Linked DNA regions of Mus musculus: region 2 is linked to region 1. Evidence: chromatin loops called from intact Hi-C (ENCODE). Cell type or tissue: gastrocnemius. All regions are shown on one strand.

Region 1 (8,000 bases):
TCACAGTCTGCACAGATGTGCAGCACAGGGCGGGTGTGGAGAACAGCCCCCGCAGCAAGCACTGGGCCTGCAGAGTTTCTGAAGGAGAAAGTCCTGGCTCACACTGGGTACTAGGCCTGCCATGTGATAACAGATGTCAGAACATACCCAGACAATGGCATCTGACCTCCTCTACTTTCCCTTTCCCTATTTATACATGTATGGATGTGTTTTTGCAGTATAAAGGATTAAAGCCAAAGCCTCAGGCATACTAATCAAGACCTCTGTCACTGAGCAGGGAGGGCTGTCAGCCTCTCTCTGGAGATTCTAGGCAGGGACTCTCCCACTGAACCACGCCCCCAGCCCCTCACCTGCTAGGCAGGTGCTCTACCACTGAGCCACACTCCCAGACCCTCACTGGAACAGTCTTAAATAAGTGCTCTGCCACTAAGCTACATTCCAAGCCCTCTTCTTATTTTATACTTTAAGACAGGATCTCACTAAGCCTCCAGAGCTGAACCTGAGCTTTTAATCTCCTATTTGAGTATTCCCCCAAAATACAGGGTTACAGGTTGTGCCACCAAGCCTGGCTTCCCTTTACAATATCTGCTTTCCTACTGCGTCCCTGTGGCCTCTTTGGTTTGGCTACTTCCTTCCCTATGACATTCCAACAACTTCACAATTTAATCAATTGTCTCTGCCAACATCAGAGGCCCAGACCTCTGGACTAAGGCTTCTAAGGGCCACTGGTCACTCCCAGGCTGAGCAAAGACCATCAGAAAGTACCCTTGCTACCACCCCTCTAGTCCCACAGTGACAGCCCTCTAGGCCCAGTGCAGCCTCTGTTGTCACTGGTCTTACAGAGAACCTGGCAAAGCACAAAAAGCAAGGGCAAGGATCTCATCAAATACCCACAGGGTGCCCTGTCACACGTGCACTGGGCCATAGCAGCAGAAAGAAACAGGTCAGATGATAGGAGCAGCGGGGGAAGGGCCGACCAACCCCCCAACCAAGATGGCCACTGCAGGAGCACAGAGTGTGCACTGTCAGTCACAGACCTCTTCCCAGAGGAGATGCCAAAAGCTCTCGCAAACCGAGGCATGGGGCTAGGGAGACAGTTCAGTGGATAAAGCATTTGCCTTTCAAACATGTACATCTGAGTTTGGATCCTCAGCTGGATCACAGATCAATAAGCTGGGCATGGCAGGACATACCTGTAAGCCCAGTGATGTTAAGAAAGATATGAAGCAGAGATAGGCAGACAGATCCTGCAAACTTGTTGGCCAGCTCTCTAGACTACTTGATTATGTCTCAGGCCAATCATGCACAGACAGACAGACAGACAGGCAGGCAGGCAGACACAGACACACACACACACACACACAAGCAGGGCATCAGGCAAAGTAACCATGACCAGAACACTGAAGCTACTTTGAAAATGTACAATCTGGGGCGGGGCCTGCAAGAGACACCTGCAGCTCAGATTACTTCTGCATCCAATTATTTTTGTTTGCTTTGATTACACAATTTCAAGAAAATCTGAATTCACAAGGGTGGCAGATAACACTTTTGTCAGGCAGACACCCCTGCAAATATGTCTATTTCACATCTGAGTGAATACAGGGTTTTGTAAATTATAACTCAGTAAAATCATTTAAACAGCTAAAGTGTAATTTGAAAGTGAATGAGAGTCAAACATTTATGATGCTTCAGCAGGGGACTGCGATACTCCTAGTCCTGTGAAGTGTCACAGGGAACCCTGCTCTGGCCACCAGCATGACCACAGAAAACAGAGCCAACCTTGTGACATCAGGGACAGTGGTGGGCTTCAATCCTGTAATCTCAGGGTGTCTTGCACTGTCCCTTGGCCCCACTGAGAAGCAGCTGACTGCCAGTTGCACCCTAGGTGCATCACAACCCCAAATATCAGGCAAGAGCAAATATTCACGGGAAACAGACATAGAAAGTGGCTATTTTGAGTTCCAGTTCAATTGAAAACTATTCATAGACCAATTTAATAATCAAGAACTGTGAAATCGACTCTTGAATCGTTGAATTCAGGTGGGGAGGTTCACAAGCACCTTAAATCACTGCTCCAAAGTGGGTAATTTAATTAGAATGGCAGCATTTGCTCTGCTACTTACGAACCAAGTACAGAGAGACAGACATGGCAAGGCAGCTTCTCAGGTGACACATACACGCAGGGTGGGATTGGGGGTTTGGGATCACTCAGATAAACTGTCCTCAGCAGGGAGTTCAGGAGAGCCTTGCAGGAAGACTGCCAAACCCAAGAGTGGAATTTAGAGGCAGCATTCCCCTTACCCTATCCACCTGGCCCAGATGCAAACAAGCCCAAGGCCATGCCATAACAGCCACTTTGCTGGGATACTGAAGACCAGGGCTCAGCGGAACAGAACCAGGCAGCAAGACTGGATAGCAGGAAATCACCACTTGGCCTAAGCCAGCTACCCAACCTTCACTCTGAAGCTAGGCTCTGCTACCTAAGGAAGGCAGTGCCACAGGTACACAGGCCAGCCTTGCACCTAGGTAACAATGTGGAATGCTACACATACGGCAGACGGAGGGAGATGCTTGTGCTATGGCACCACAGGAGAGGGTGGAGTCTTAAGGGTATCTAGGAGGCCTGAGTTATAATATTTCAGATTATAAAGAAAACTTTTTATCCCTTCCCAAGAAAAAAAGAGTCCCCTCAGGAATATTAGGTATCTAATGCAAGGACTTGTGCTTGCTAGATAGGCACTACCCCTGGTCTACATCAATCACTCATTCTTACACGCTCCTCTCCTTCATATGGACTGTCTGTGCTCACCAGTGCAGGCCAGAGATCCATGTCAGAATGCCTTCTCAATCTCTCCACTTTATTCATTTTATCTTTTGAGACAGGGCCTCTCACTGAACCTGTGGCTCAGTGTTTTGACCAGGCTAGCTAGCAAGTGAGCCCCTGAAATCTGCCTGCCTCTGTCTAATAGAAACACAGCACTGTGCCCAGCTCTATGAGGGTTATGGAGACCTGAATTTAGGTCCAAATGCTTGTGTAGCAGGTGTTTTACTCGGTGAGTCATCTTCTCAGTCCCCATCCTCTCTCTCTCTCTTTTTTTAAAAGATTTATTTATTTATTATATGTAAGTACACTGTAGCTGTCTTCAGACACACCAGAAGAGGAGTCAGATCTTGTTAAGGATGGTTGTGAGCCACCATGTGGTTGCTGGGATTTGAACTCTGGACCTTCGGAAGAGCAGTCGGGTGCTCTTACCCACTGAGCCATCTCACCAGCCCCCCCATCCTCTCGCTTAAGAACAAAACACATTTCATCCACTGTGGAGGCCAGAAGCAGATATCGAGGAATGCCTGGTCTATAGAAGATGCCAGACAACAGGCAGGATTGCAGGCCACAGCAGATCCCAAGGTCAGTTCCCAGACAGAATAGGTTCCCAGGTTTCCAACAGGACAAGGTTAGACTATAAATTGCAGTTCAGAGCAAAGCAGAGAGAGGGCGCTCCGGAGCATCATTTGCAGAGCTTCAGTGAAGCCCTGAGCACAATGATCAACAGGCTGAGTTCCTCCTGGCTGCAAAACAGGCATAAATCACCAACCAGGTGACTGCAGGGGAAGGAACAGCTCACATAAAGCAAACAGGCCGCAGCAAATACCTTCTGAGATTTCAGGATACATACTGGTCTCTGAGTGAGGAGAAAGCACTGGGTGGGGTTGCCTGCAGGGGCTGGTATTTTAAGTACAATAGACATCACAGACCTGAGTAGATGGTGTGCAGGAGGAAGGGTGTGTGGAAGGAAGCAGATGGGAAGCCTGCAGGTGAGCCAGGCAAGCACAGGGTCCTGCACATCCTCTGGTACCTGCAGCAGGCTAACTAGATGTCAGCTGGTATGGCAAACATGGACTACAGGTCCAAGCTCTCCAGAGCTGAGGTACTGCTGCCTAACTGGCCATGGCAAAGGAAAAAACAAAAACAAAAAAAAACAGTGAAGAAAGGAATGATTTAGTCCATGGTGAGGCAGAAAGCATGAAGTAAAAGAAGAGAATTTGGTATCTTGGGTTAGATCCCTAAGATCCTGAAGGGACTCTTCCCCACAGGCACAAGAGAAGATAGATGTGTGGGACACTTAGGGGATGAAAGGCTAAACACTCTTATATCCAGGGCACACTCACTCACACTGTGTGGAAATAGGAGTTGGCTAGGAGACTCAGAGTCCTTTGCCAGGAGGCAGTGAAGAACAAAGGAACGGGAACAAGAAGGAAAAAACCTCAGGAGGAAGAGAGAGGGGACACAAAAGCTGTCTAGATGGGCCTTGGACTACAGATGTGAGCAGAAGCCAGACAGTAGTGAAGGGGCAAAGCTCTAGAAATCCTGGGTCCTGCTTAGAAATGGGAAGCTGTGTGGGAACAGGTGGGTATTCTCCATCCAGGAGTTCCATGGAGGAAACAGACTGGCAAGCTCCAAAGGAGGTGGGGGCATCCCATGGAGGGGACAAGGGCCTGCAGATAGATAAAGCACCACCTAAAACAGGGCCGCAGTACCATGTCCAAAAGAGGCTCTCAACACTCTCGGCCAGGCTTCTCAAGTCTCACCTACCAGATAGGCCTAGACAACCAGGCACACAGGATGCAGAGATACAGGAACCATCAAGTTAACATGGATCTCAAATTGAAATGGGGACTTCTCCTACTGGGTCTACAGGCCCTATGAGAGCCTCAACAGCTGGAAGAATTTGAGCAACTTCATTCTAACACGGATCCCCATCATCTCTTGGGGTTGTTGTCTCTCTCTCTTGTCCTCCCCCCTGGCCCCCAGGGAGGTTCTCTCCATTCAACTCCAGCCTTTCTTCCAAGGAAGAGAAGAGAAAGCTCATAAAAAATTAAAGTTCTTGCTCCACAGCGTGCTGAACTCTGAGGGCAGCGGCATTTCCACGAACCTCTGGGGCTTCAGAGCGAAGCTCTTGGTGCTTCAAGGAGAAGCTGAGCGTGTTTATCGATCGCTGCCTTTCTGAGGCAGCATCTGCTGAGAGAATGAGTTCAGGCCTTTGAAAGCCATCTTTGGATGTGGCGGGACACTGCCGCTCACTTTCATGTTAGCTTCATCAGAAACACAGGACTAAGAATATACACTTTCAAGGAACCAGGCCTGGCCAAGAGATACTGCAAAGCGGCAGGAGACATTTTAACAAACTTCTCCAAGACAATGAATGCTCCTTCCAGCTCTTCCTTGTCTGACCTAGCATTTCCAGCCCTGAGGCCTGCCTTCCCCAGTTTGAGCCCAGCACCCACACTCATGCAGCAAGAAAGCATACCTGTATCAACAGATGCTGTGGGGTCCCAAACACTGTGCTACCATAGAGCAGCTCTAAGGAAGAGCTCGGTGCCCATCCGAGAAAGAAGCCGCGGCCAAGTCACGGTGTGTCCATATACAGTGAGTTGTCGCATGCTGTAGAGCTCATTGAGAAGCTGGCTCTAACAACTGACTGAGTCCTCCTGCTCCATGTCAGACCAGGCATGTCTGTCTATGAGTATCCTCTGAGGCCTCTTGTCTGCGCTGGCCCACCTAACTTTGTGACAGCTAAACAGTCTAAGAGTAAAAATGTCATACTATTGAAATGGCTGGAACCATTGCCAACAGAGGTTACCAGTGTTTATCCTGTGATATAAAAATGCCTTCAGTGAGAAAGAGAAGCCAAAGGTCAGCCAGGAAGAGAAAACTCAATGGAAACTGCCAGCTGTGGTGTCTGCTGGACGGTGTGCACACCCAACTACATGTTTGTTCCCTAGGGATGGGTCATGTATCTGTCACTTGTCCAGTCACTTGTTATATACTTAATAAAGTCGCTCATTCAAAATCACAAGTACAGCTGGGCAGTGGTGTCACACGCCTTTCATCCCAGTGCTTGCGAGGCAAGAGCAGGCGGATCTCTGTGAGTTTAAAGCCAGCCTGGTCTACAAAGCAAGTTCTGGGATAGCCAGGGATGGGGGATATTACACAGAGAAACTCTGTCTGGAAGGAAAAAACGAAAACCAAAACCCCCACAAGTGTGAGTTCTGCAGGGCATTCACCACACCACATAGAAACCAGTGCTGGAGCGCCAGGTGGTGCAGAGACAGTGTGTTCATGTGTCTCTACGGTCATGGCCAAGCCCAGGTTCTATGTTTAAAACCAAAACAATATGTAGCAGAAGATGGCCTAGACGGCCATCATTGGGAAGAGAGGCCCCTTGGTCTTGCAAACTTTATATGCCTCAGTACAGGGGAACACCAGGGCCAAGAAGTGGGAGTGGGTGGGTAGGGGGGTGGGGGGGGGAGGGTATAGGGGACTTTCCGGATAGCATTTGAAATGTAAATGAAGAAAATACCTAATGAAAAAAAAATAAATTAAAAAACAAAACACTGAAAACCTCTGAGGGCTGGTGCTGCAGCACCATTGACAGAATGCTCGCTCGCCTAGCCTGCAGTTCCCTGGCACTGCATAAACAGGTGTAGTAGTATACACCCGTGATCCTAGCACTTAGGAGGTAGAGACAGAAGATCAGAATTCAAGATCATTCTTGGCTATGTAGCAAATTCAAGGTGGGCCTGAGCTACATGATATCTTGTCTAAGCAATAAAATATAAAGCTGGCATGAAGGCACATGCTGTTAATTCCCCAAAGGCAGAGGCAGGCAGATCTCTGTGAGTTTGAGGCCAGCCTGGACTACAGAGCTAGCTCTAGGACATCTAGGGCTCCATGGCCAAGGGCATTTCTGAAGTAGGTGACATCTCTGTGAGAACTGAGGATCAGTGTGAAGCCCTAATCACCAACATGCCAGTGTTGGGAGGAGCCTGGCCAGGGAGGGGAGGGCACTTGTGATGAGGTGAGGGACATTAGAGGAGACTCTCAGGAGCAGATGCCAAGCAGAAAGACAGCCCCTCCTCACTCGCACATCTGCCAGCACTGCAACCTCAGCCACCTGGCTGCAGGCCCCTGAGGAAAGACAAGCTTGCAAATTAGGAGCCCTAACTAGAGCACAACTGTGACAAGCCCAAACACACCAATAGAACCCCAATTCAGTAACACTTGAGGAGAGGTGTCACACAGACACTTCAGAGCCTTTGTGGTGACAGCCCAAAGCAGTCTGACGCGTACCAATAGCGGTCGTCTCCTACAGATTATAATGGAATTTCCATGTACACGGTGAATTTTTTGTAATTCATCTCTTTCATGAAGCTAAAAAAAAATTAGTAAATTTTTCTTCAAACCTACAGCACCTCTTTATCCTTGGAGGGCTGAGGAACACAGATCAAAACCTGCTAACACAAATGATTTCCAACCTTGAAGTTTGCGGATGAGTCAATGCAGACCTAAGCCGCTGAGTCACCTCTGCGAAGCCACTGTGTGTGCACCAGGAAAACTAGAAGATGCTTGCCCCTCCTGGCTGCTGGGCACAATGCCTGGCATAGCCTGCAGCACTGACCTAAAACATCTCAGGTCAGGAACTAAGCCACCAGGTGCCTATAGGTTCCCAATCGCTACCTCTATGTTAAGAGGAAATGTGCAAAATGTGGATCCCCAAACCGGAGGCATCTGAGCAGTCACCTTCAGTCCCTACACCATGTGCACTGGGCAAGAAGGGGTCAGCATGTCCATGCTTCCTCCCAGCCCACCAGGGAGTCTCTAAAAACTGAAAGAAAATTACAGAAATCTGCTTGTCCAGTGAGTGAAGAATTAACAGGGACCTTCCAGAGACAGAGTTATGGCCCCAGAAATAGATGACAGGGACAATAAATGATAAGTAAATAGATGACAGGCCAATAAATTAGCCCTATAGTCTGCACCGGGCCCTATCCCTAAACCCAGGAAATACTCACCCATGTAATTAGGGCAAGCCCTAACAAAGCCACAGGGAGTCAGATTGTAGTGGTCAGTGAGCGTTTTTTCCAGTGACCATCATGATGTCAGATGCTCTCAGACAGTAAGACAGGGAGTTGGGGAAGGGTCTGCCAATAGAGCTTTGAAA
Region 2 (8,000 bases), 210 kb after region 1:
GGGATTAAACACCTTTTGTGGGAAGCTGAACATTTGGGGCCTATCTCTCATTAGCATGGAGGACTCCAGGATTTTATGCTTGTATTCTTATGTTAATTTGAGTCCCTATACTCTTTCTCTTTCTCTTTCTCTTTCTCCTTCTCTTTCTCTTTCTCTTTCTCTTTCTCTTTCTCTTTCTCTTTCTCTTTCTCTTTCTCTTTCTTCCTTCCTTCCTTTCTTTCTTTCTTTCTTTCTTTTTTTCTTTCTTTCTTTTTAATTCAGCTCTCATATACTGGTCCCTGGTTTTGTTTTTGTTTTTAAAATGATTTTTTTGTTTTTGTTTGTTTGTTTGTTTTGTTGTTGTTGTTGTTTTCGAGATAGGGTTTCTCTGTATAGCCCTGGCTGTCCTGGAGCTCACTTTGTAGACCAGGCTGGCCTCGAACTCAGAAATCCGCCTGCCTCTGCCTTCCGAGTGCTGGGATTAAAGGTGTGCGCCACCATGCCCAGCTTGAATATTTTTTCTTAAAGATTTATTTTATTTTTCCTTACACACCTGGGTTTGGATTTGTGCACATGAGTGCAGGTGAGCCCCCTGCAGCTGGAGGTACAGGTAGGTAGGTGTGAACTGTCTTTGTTTGGATGCTGGGAACTAAACGTGTGTCTTCCTCTGTAAGAGCTGAGCCACCTCTCCAAGCCAACACATCTGATTCCTGGGCTACCCTAGTTCTTTTTCTATTACAAAGACCAGGACCTAAAACAGTTCAGGGAGGAAAGGCGTTATTCTACTTCCAGATTGCAGTTCTTCACCAACCCAGCAACCCAGAGGCTGGAACTAATCAGAGACCATGGAGGGACGATGCCTACTAGCTTGCTCCTCCTGGCTTGCTCAGCTATCTTTCATAGATAGCCTAGGCCCATCTGCTCAGGGGTGGCACTGTCCACAGTGGATTGGTCCTCCTACATCCATTAGCAATCAAGAGAATACCCCCACGCCAATCTGATGGTGGCAGCTCCTCAATGGCGATGCCTTCTTCGCTGTTCTTGCTGTCAAGTTGACAGAAACCTACTCAGCACACTAGCATTCAACCAGCTTCTCACAGCTAGAGAGTGTTTGCTTCATCTGCTTCCTGTGTCCCTTCTGCCTGAGTGGCCACTCAGGCAGGTTAAGTCTCACCCTCCCCAGTGAGATTTCACTCTAAGGACTTGGGGGTCACAAAAAGGAGAGAAGCCTTTTCATAGTAACACACATCCGGGTCTGTTTAACACCCAAAGAGCAGCCAGCCCTGCACAGAAATGTTTTGCAGCTTATATAAATTTTGAGCTAGGACATTCCACATAAACTGTCACCTGTAAATTTCCTTTAGGGCCCAGTGCCAAGTCACACTTGTTAAGCAGTAAAACAGAAACTGTGAGGTTGGCCAATTCTGGACAAATGAGAGATTTACATAGCAAAGCTATTGTCCCAGTTATTGTGAACTGGTATTATTGTTAACTGAGGTCACTCTGCCTGCCTGGCTGAATTATGTTGTTTCTGATAAGTGACAGAGAGTCTAATGGGCCACTGTAAGCCACAGTCTCTCCTTTGGAATGTCCATCAGAGACATACCCTCCTTGGCTAAATTCCACTTTTGGGTAATTTTATATTTCCCAAGCAAGTTTATTGGTAAATCCTTTATAATAGTTTATCCCTCCCATTTTCTCCTCCACCAAGAACACACCTTTAATACAGAGCAAAGGAGGTAAAAGATAGAAAAAATCAGAGAGACACAGGAAGAGACAGGGAATTTCAATTACCCTGAAGTCTAGCTTAGGATTCCTGCTGAGAGTCAGGAAGCACCAACACATTGAAAGGTCACAACCCCACCACTATGTAGCAATTTCCTCTGAGATGAAACAGCTCCTTAAGACTTTACCCTGGCCTGGAGAGATGGCTTAGGGGTTAAGAGCACTGGTTGCTCTTCCAGAGGACCCAGGGATCCAGGTTCAATTCCCAGCACCCCCATGGCAGTTCACAACTGTCTATAACTCCAGTTCCAGGGCATCTGACTCCCTCACACAGATATATTCAGGTAAAACGCCAATTAATGGTGGTGCGTGCCTTTAAACTCAGCACTTAGGAGGCAGAGACAGAGATCTCTGTGAGTGAGAGAGAGATTGTTCCAGGACAGTCAAGGATACACAGAAAAATCCTGTCTCAAAAACCAAACCAAACAAACAAAAAGACTCAGTGCTCCAATGAGGGAGTGGAACATTTATTTTATCCTGCAGCAAAGCTCTTTAAGATTCCAGAAACACACAACTCCCTAACTTTAGGAAGTCCCTGAAACTCATTAGACTCACAACTCCCCTTCCCCAAGCTCTAAGCTCTATAAACACCCTCCAACTTATCAGCTGCCTACAGCTTCTCTAGGTAGCTCCAGGTTCGCAGCTTTCATGAGGTCTCTGTCACCTGTGTTCTCTGTCACCTGTGCTAGAGTGGGCTTTTGGTGATGCAGCCATAAGACCTCATTTAACATGAGAAAAAAAACATATTGGCATAACTCAATGCTCAGCTATCCAGCACTTTCCATAACTGCATAAACAAATATACTGACCCTCTGTTAAAAACTAATTTTAAAAAGAAAAGAAAAGAAAAGAAATCCCTTGAACCAACCTGTGGTTGCATTTACAGACACATCCGAATCCAGACTCGTTCCCATCCCCTCTCCACCTCAAATACTCAGGGAAGAGAAATAAACGACTTCATACATTTCTTTTCCCCGAATTTAAACTTTGATCTTTCTAAAAATTATTTTAGATTCATTTATTTTTATGTGTATGAGTGTTTTCGCCTGCATGGATGTATGTCCACTAACATGTGTGTGTTGTGTCAAGGGGTCAAAAGAGGGTGTCAGATCTATTAGAACTGGAGTTACAGACAGTTGTGAGACACCATGAAGGTGCTAGGAATCGAATCTGGATCCTCTGCAAGGGTAACAGTGCTTTTAACCACGGAGACGTTGCTCCAGTGAAGTGGAAACTGAAGGGTTCTTTACAAAGTTGTTTGGATGGTGTTTTGCTGGGACAAACACACGAAGGAGTGCTTTCCTGAAGTGGACGCAGGTGAATGACAAGGCAGACTCGTGGAGGAACCTTTAGCTGAAGCAGACACAGAGGAAAGATGTTCTGCCAAAGCAAGCACACGGCAGGACCCGTGATGAAGGATTCTTTGCTAAGAACACGCACGCATTGGTCTATCTTACGCTGCGTTGTTGAGCGCCACTTGTTGGAATGCCATAGGGAGAAATGCACCAAAAAACTTCTAGTGGTGTGCTGCAGTTTCTTGCTGCTTCCCTGGACTCAGGCTGATTGGCAGTGATGTCAGCTGAGACAAAAGCATGTTATGAGGCAAGACCCGTGGGGAATGCATGATGTTTAGAGGGAGTATAAAAAGGACTCGGGTGAACAGTGACAGAGGCTGAACTAGGCTTGCTTAGAGAGCTAGCTGTGCAATGATCGTTGATCTTGTGTCTTCGCTGATCTTTGCTTTGCTGAGAGAGGCATAGCCGAGACTTCTGGCCTTCCTGCTGACCCTAGTCCCTCAGACTGATTTGAGCTGAGGCTGAGGCCTGCTATTGATTAGTGTTTGCTAACCCGACTCTACTGAACTGGACTGCTGGTGTATCAGTGAAATGTTTATGAGCGGATCAAGCTGCCACTGTTAACCTGTGAACTGAACTAATGATTTCCAGACAACACAGATGGGAGTTACTCCAAAGAGCCTTTCTCCCCTGTATCCTTTCTTCTCCACTACTTCTGGTGGGTGATGGGCTAAAAGGGAGGTTAAAGCATTTAAAAACCTTCATTAAAAATAGGGATTGGGGCTGGTGAGATGGCTCAGTGGGTTAGAGCACCCGACTGCTCTTCCGAAGGTCCAGAGTTCAAATCCCAGCAACCACATGGTGGCTCACAACCATCCTTAACGAGATCTGACTCCCTCTTCTGGAGTGTCTGAAGACAGCTACAATGTACTTACATATAATAAATAAATAAATCTTTAAAAAAAATAAGGGCCGAGCGTGGTGGCGCACGCCTTTAATCCCAGCACTTGGGAGGCAGAGAGGTGAATTTCTGAGTTCGAGGCCAGCCTGGTCTACAAGAGTGAGTTCCAGGACAGCCAGGGGAACACAGAAAAACCCTGTCTCAAAAAATTTAAGAAAAAAAAAAAAAAAAGGATTGAAAAAGTTAGTTATGCTCCAGCCCTTCTATTTTCTCAACACAGGTTTTCATGTTTCCCAAGCTACCCACAAACTCCCTACCTAGTTTGGGATTATAACAGGGCTCCAGACTTTAGTAGGCCCCAGACCTTAGCACAACTGACTCCATAATGGAAATACCATTCAAGCTATAAAACTCAGCACAGAAACAGAACCAGCAGCCAAAACAAAAACAAAGACCTAATCCATCAGAGTGCATTGTTCTGGGAAAGTCTCTAAATGCACTAACCTTCTTTTTTGGCTTCTGTAATTCTGCTTCTAGCTAACTGTTCTTGTTAACTGAAGTATGTCAACCCAGAATATGGCTTTTGTGCTTAAAAGCTTATCTTGAGAAAGGCACTGGGCTACACAGGGAGGGATCACAAACACCCAGTGTAGTCACCATCAGGCTAATAAAGACTTTCTATTGGCTTAAACCACGTCTGACCAGCCTTCTCTGGTGAATATCCCACAACAGGGATAACCTTGAATTCCTGATCTTCCTGCTTCTGTTTCCAAGTGCTGGAATTACAGGTGTGTATCACCACACAGTTGGGGGCTCTGGAGATGAACCCCAGGCCCTTACTGCATACTAGGCAAGCTGTTTTACCAGCTGAGCTCTGTCCCCAACCTCCCGACTTTACTTTAAGTCTTGTAAACCACAAGCATCCTTGGAGCAGGGTAGCTTAGAAAGCCACAGAATCCTATGGAATCAGGATCAAGAGACTTGATTGAGCTGTGTTCTGGGAGTGGTGGCACTCATTTCTTGGGTATGTACTCTTCTTTATGGAACCATCTCCCGCTACAAGCCCGATCTCAGCTGGAAAACATTCCTTCTCTGACTCCTCACTCTGATTTTCGGCAGTCAGGTGCAAGGGTCCAGCTTTACTTCAATGGTTCTCCCTACGTGGGGGTGGGGAGCTACTGCTGAAAAACAGGAAATGCAAAAAAAAAAAAATCTTCTGTGAATTTCCATTACTGGCCAAAGAACATAGGATCTTTATGCCTCCCCATTGCCTCCAGGAAAATTAGCTGATTGACTGGAAATGAAGCCAGGAGACAGCTCCAAGGCCAGGGACACTGGTCTCCACGGCCCCTTCCTCCTAAGTCAAGCTGTCTGCACTGGCCTCGATCTGTGGAAAGGGCTGCTGGAGTTCGTTGGCTGTTTGCATAATTTCCTCTGCCTTCTCGGGTCACATACAAGGATGCCACATGGTAAGTTTACCTTCTTTTATCCTACCAGCTGTCAATTGTTTCAGAGACTCAGTTATCAACCCTGAGAGTAGAGAGGTTTCTCCTTCTACCACACCAGCCACATGGACAGATCTGACCCTCAGTGAGTACTGATTGATTGGTAGATAGGGCTGGAGAAATGTCTCATTGAGAAAGGGCATTGGCTACTCTTTTAAGAGGATCTGAGCTTGACTCCCCCCACACCTATATGATGCTCCACGACTGCCTGGAATTCCAGTTCCAGGGGATCCAACACCCTCTGCTGGCTTCTGTGGACACTGAATAGACATGGTGCTCAAAGATGCATGCAAAACACCCATACACAAAAGAGAAAATTAAAATACTGGGAACCAAGTATTCAAATATTTGAACCTATTGAAGTACATCTTATTCAAACCACCACAGCAACTTAGGCAATTTAGTTTGGTTTAGCTCACAGTTCCAGGTTCTAGCCCAAGTTATAGCAGGAGAGTCAAAGCAAGAGAAAATTTGAATAGCTGTTCTTACCACATTCCCCAGTCAGAAGAGGATGAATGAATGATTGCATGTTCACCCCCAGTCAGAAGAGGATGAATGAATGATTGCATGTTCACCCCCAGTCAGAAGAGGATGAATGAATGATTGCATGTTCACCCCCAGTCAGAAGAGGATGAATGAATGATTGCATGTTCACCCCCAGTCAGAAGAGGATGAATGAATGATTGCATGTTCACCCCCAGTCAGAAGAGGATGAATGAATGATTGCATGTTCACCCTCAGTCAGAAGAGGATGAATGAATGACTGCATGTTCACCCCCAGTCAGAAGAGGATGAATGAATGATTGCATGTTCACCCCCAGTCAGAAGAGGATGAATGAATGATTGCATGTTCACCCCCAGTCAGAAGAGGATGAATGAATGATTGCATGTTCACCCCCAGTCAGAAGAGGATGAATGAATGATTGCATGTTCACCCCCAGTCAGAAGAGGATGAATGAATGATTGCATGTTCACCCTCAGTCAGAAGAGGATGAATGAATGACTGCATGTTCACCCTCAGTCAGAAGAGGATGAATGAATGACTGCATGTTCACCCCCAGTCAGAAGAGGATGAATGAATGATTACATGTTCACTCCCAGTCAGAAGAGGATGAATGAATGATTGCATGTTCACCCCCTTCAGAAGAGGATGAATGAATGATTACATGTTCACCCCCAGTCAGAAGAGGATGAATGAATGATTGCATGTTCACCCCCTTCAGAAGAGGATGAATGAATGATTGCATGTTCATGTGCTTGTTTGTGCTCCACTGGATTTCTCATGATCAGGCCCTGCCTAGGAAATGGTGCCACCCACAGTGGACTGGGCCTATTTACAGCAGTGAATTTAATTAAGCCAGTACACCATAGGCCAACCCAATGTAGATAACCCTTCACTGAGACTAAGGAATGACCCCAACCCCTCACTGAGGGATTCGAGACAGTTGCTCTACATACTGAACCATGACCACATTTTAAACAGTTTTATGCAAATGGTATCATAAGTCACAGCCACTGTGTTCTGGAGGCCTACTTCCAGAATTTTGCATTTCCCAGGCAGCAACTTTGCACCTTATAGTTACTAACTCTACCTGAGGCAGACCAGAGGGACTTACTATTCCCAGGGTCCTGGGGCAACAGTTTATTCTCATCACAATGCTGTTACAACATTGTCAACAATAGGTCTTTATGATAAGGACCTCTTTTATTGTTTATCCTTGCCTTGTGCTGGAGAGATGGCTCTATAGTTAAGAGCACTGGCCACTCTTGCAGAGGACTCAGGTACAATTCCTAACAAACTATGTAACTCCAACAAGGATAGTGCCCTCTTCTGGCTCCTAGGGTTATAGCACTTAAATGATGCACATACATACATGTAGGCAAATACTTATTTGCTCTCTTGCTCTCTCTCTCTCTCTCTCTCTCTCTCTCTCTCACACACACACACACACACACACACACACTAATAATAAAATATTAAAAACACTAAGGTGTTGGGTGCAACTTGTCTCTCTACTTGACCACATAATTCTTTTTTTGTTTGTTTGTTTTTGTTTTTGCTTTTTTGGTTTTTTTCGAGACAGGGTTTCTCTGTATAGCCCTGGCTGTCCTGGAATTCACTTTGTTTGTTTGTTTGTTTGTTTGTTTGTTTGTTTGAGACAGGGATTCTCTGTGTGTAGCTCTGGCTGTTCTGGAACTCACTCTGTAGACCAGGCTGGCCTCAAACTCAGAAATCTGCCTGCCTCTGCCTCCCAAGTGCTGGAATTAAAGGTGTGCACCACCACTGCCGGGCAAATGATTATTATTTTTGTTTGTTTGTTTATTTATTTATTTATTTATTTAGTTTTTTCGAGACAGGGTTTCTTTGTGCTCAGTCTGTAGACCAGGCTGGCCTTGAACTCAGAAATCTGTCTGCCTCTGCCTCCCGAATGCTGGGATTAAAGGCGTGTGCCACCACCGCCCAGCTACCACATAATTCTTTCTTTTGAAATTTTTCATAGTAATTTTTGTTACATGTGCACTGATGTTCAGCCA

Evidence for each region. A loop is a pair of places that touch in the nucleus more often than their neighbours do. Peaks named below come from ENCODE experiments on the same cell type or tissue, not always from the same donor. Only the 100,000 strongest peaks of a DNase experiment are listed, where the experiment ranks them.
Region 2: a loop joins it to region 1, with 2.1 times the contacts of the local background. A loop is called at or near these places in 7 of 42 quality-filtered maps.

Annotation. Positions count from the first base shown.
Region 1 is chr5:140,194,389-140,202,388 of GRCm38, forward strand. The region is part of intron 10 of Mad1l1 (MAD1 mitotic arrest deficient 1-like 1); the gene reads right to left. Among named protein-coding and RNA genes, the nearest start is that of Gm16120, 9.6 kb to the right of the region's middle. In gastrocnemius, a CTCF peak has its summit at 3,484; a DNase peak (open chromatin) is centred at 3,485.
Region 2 is chr5:140,401,719-140,409,718 of GRCm38, forward strand. Gm30550 (a long non-coding RNA gene) reads left to right here and starts at 4,679. Exons shown (of 3, transcript XR_377166.3): 1 at 4,679-4,748; 2 at 5,238-5,429. In gastrocnemius, no CTCF peak of the experiment used is centred here; no DNase peak of the experiment used is centred here.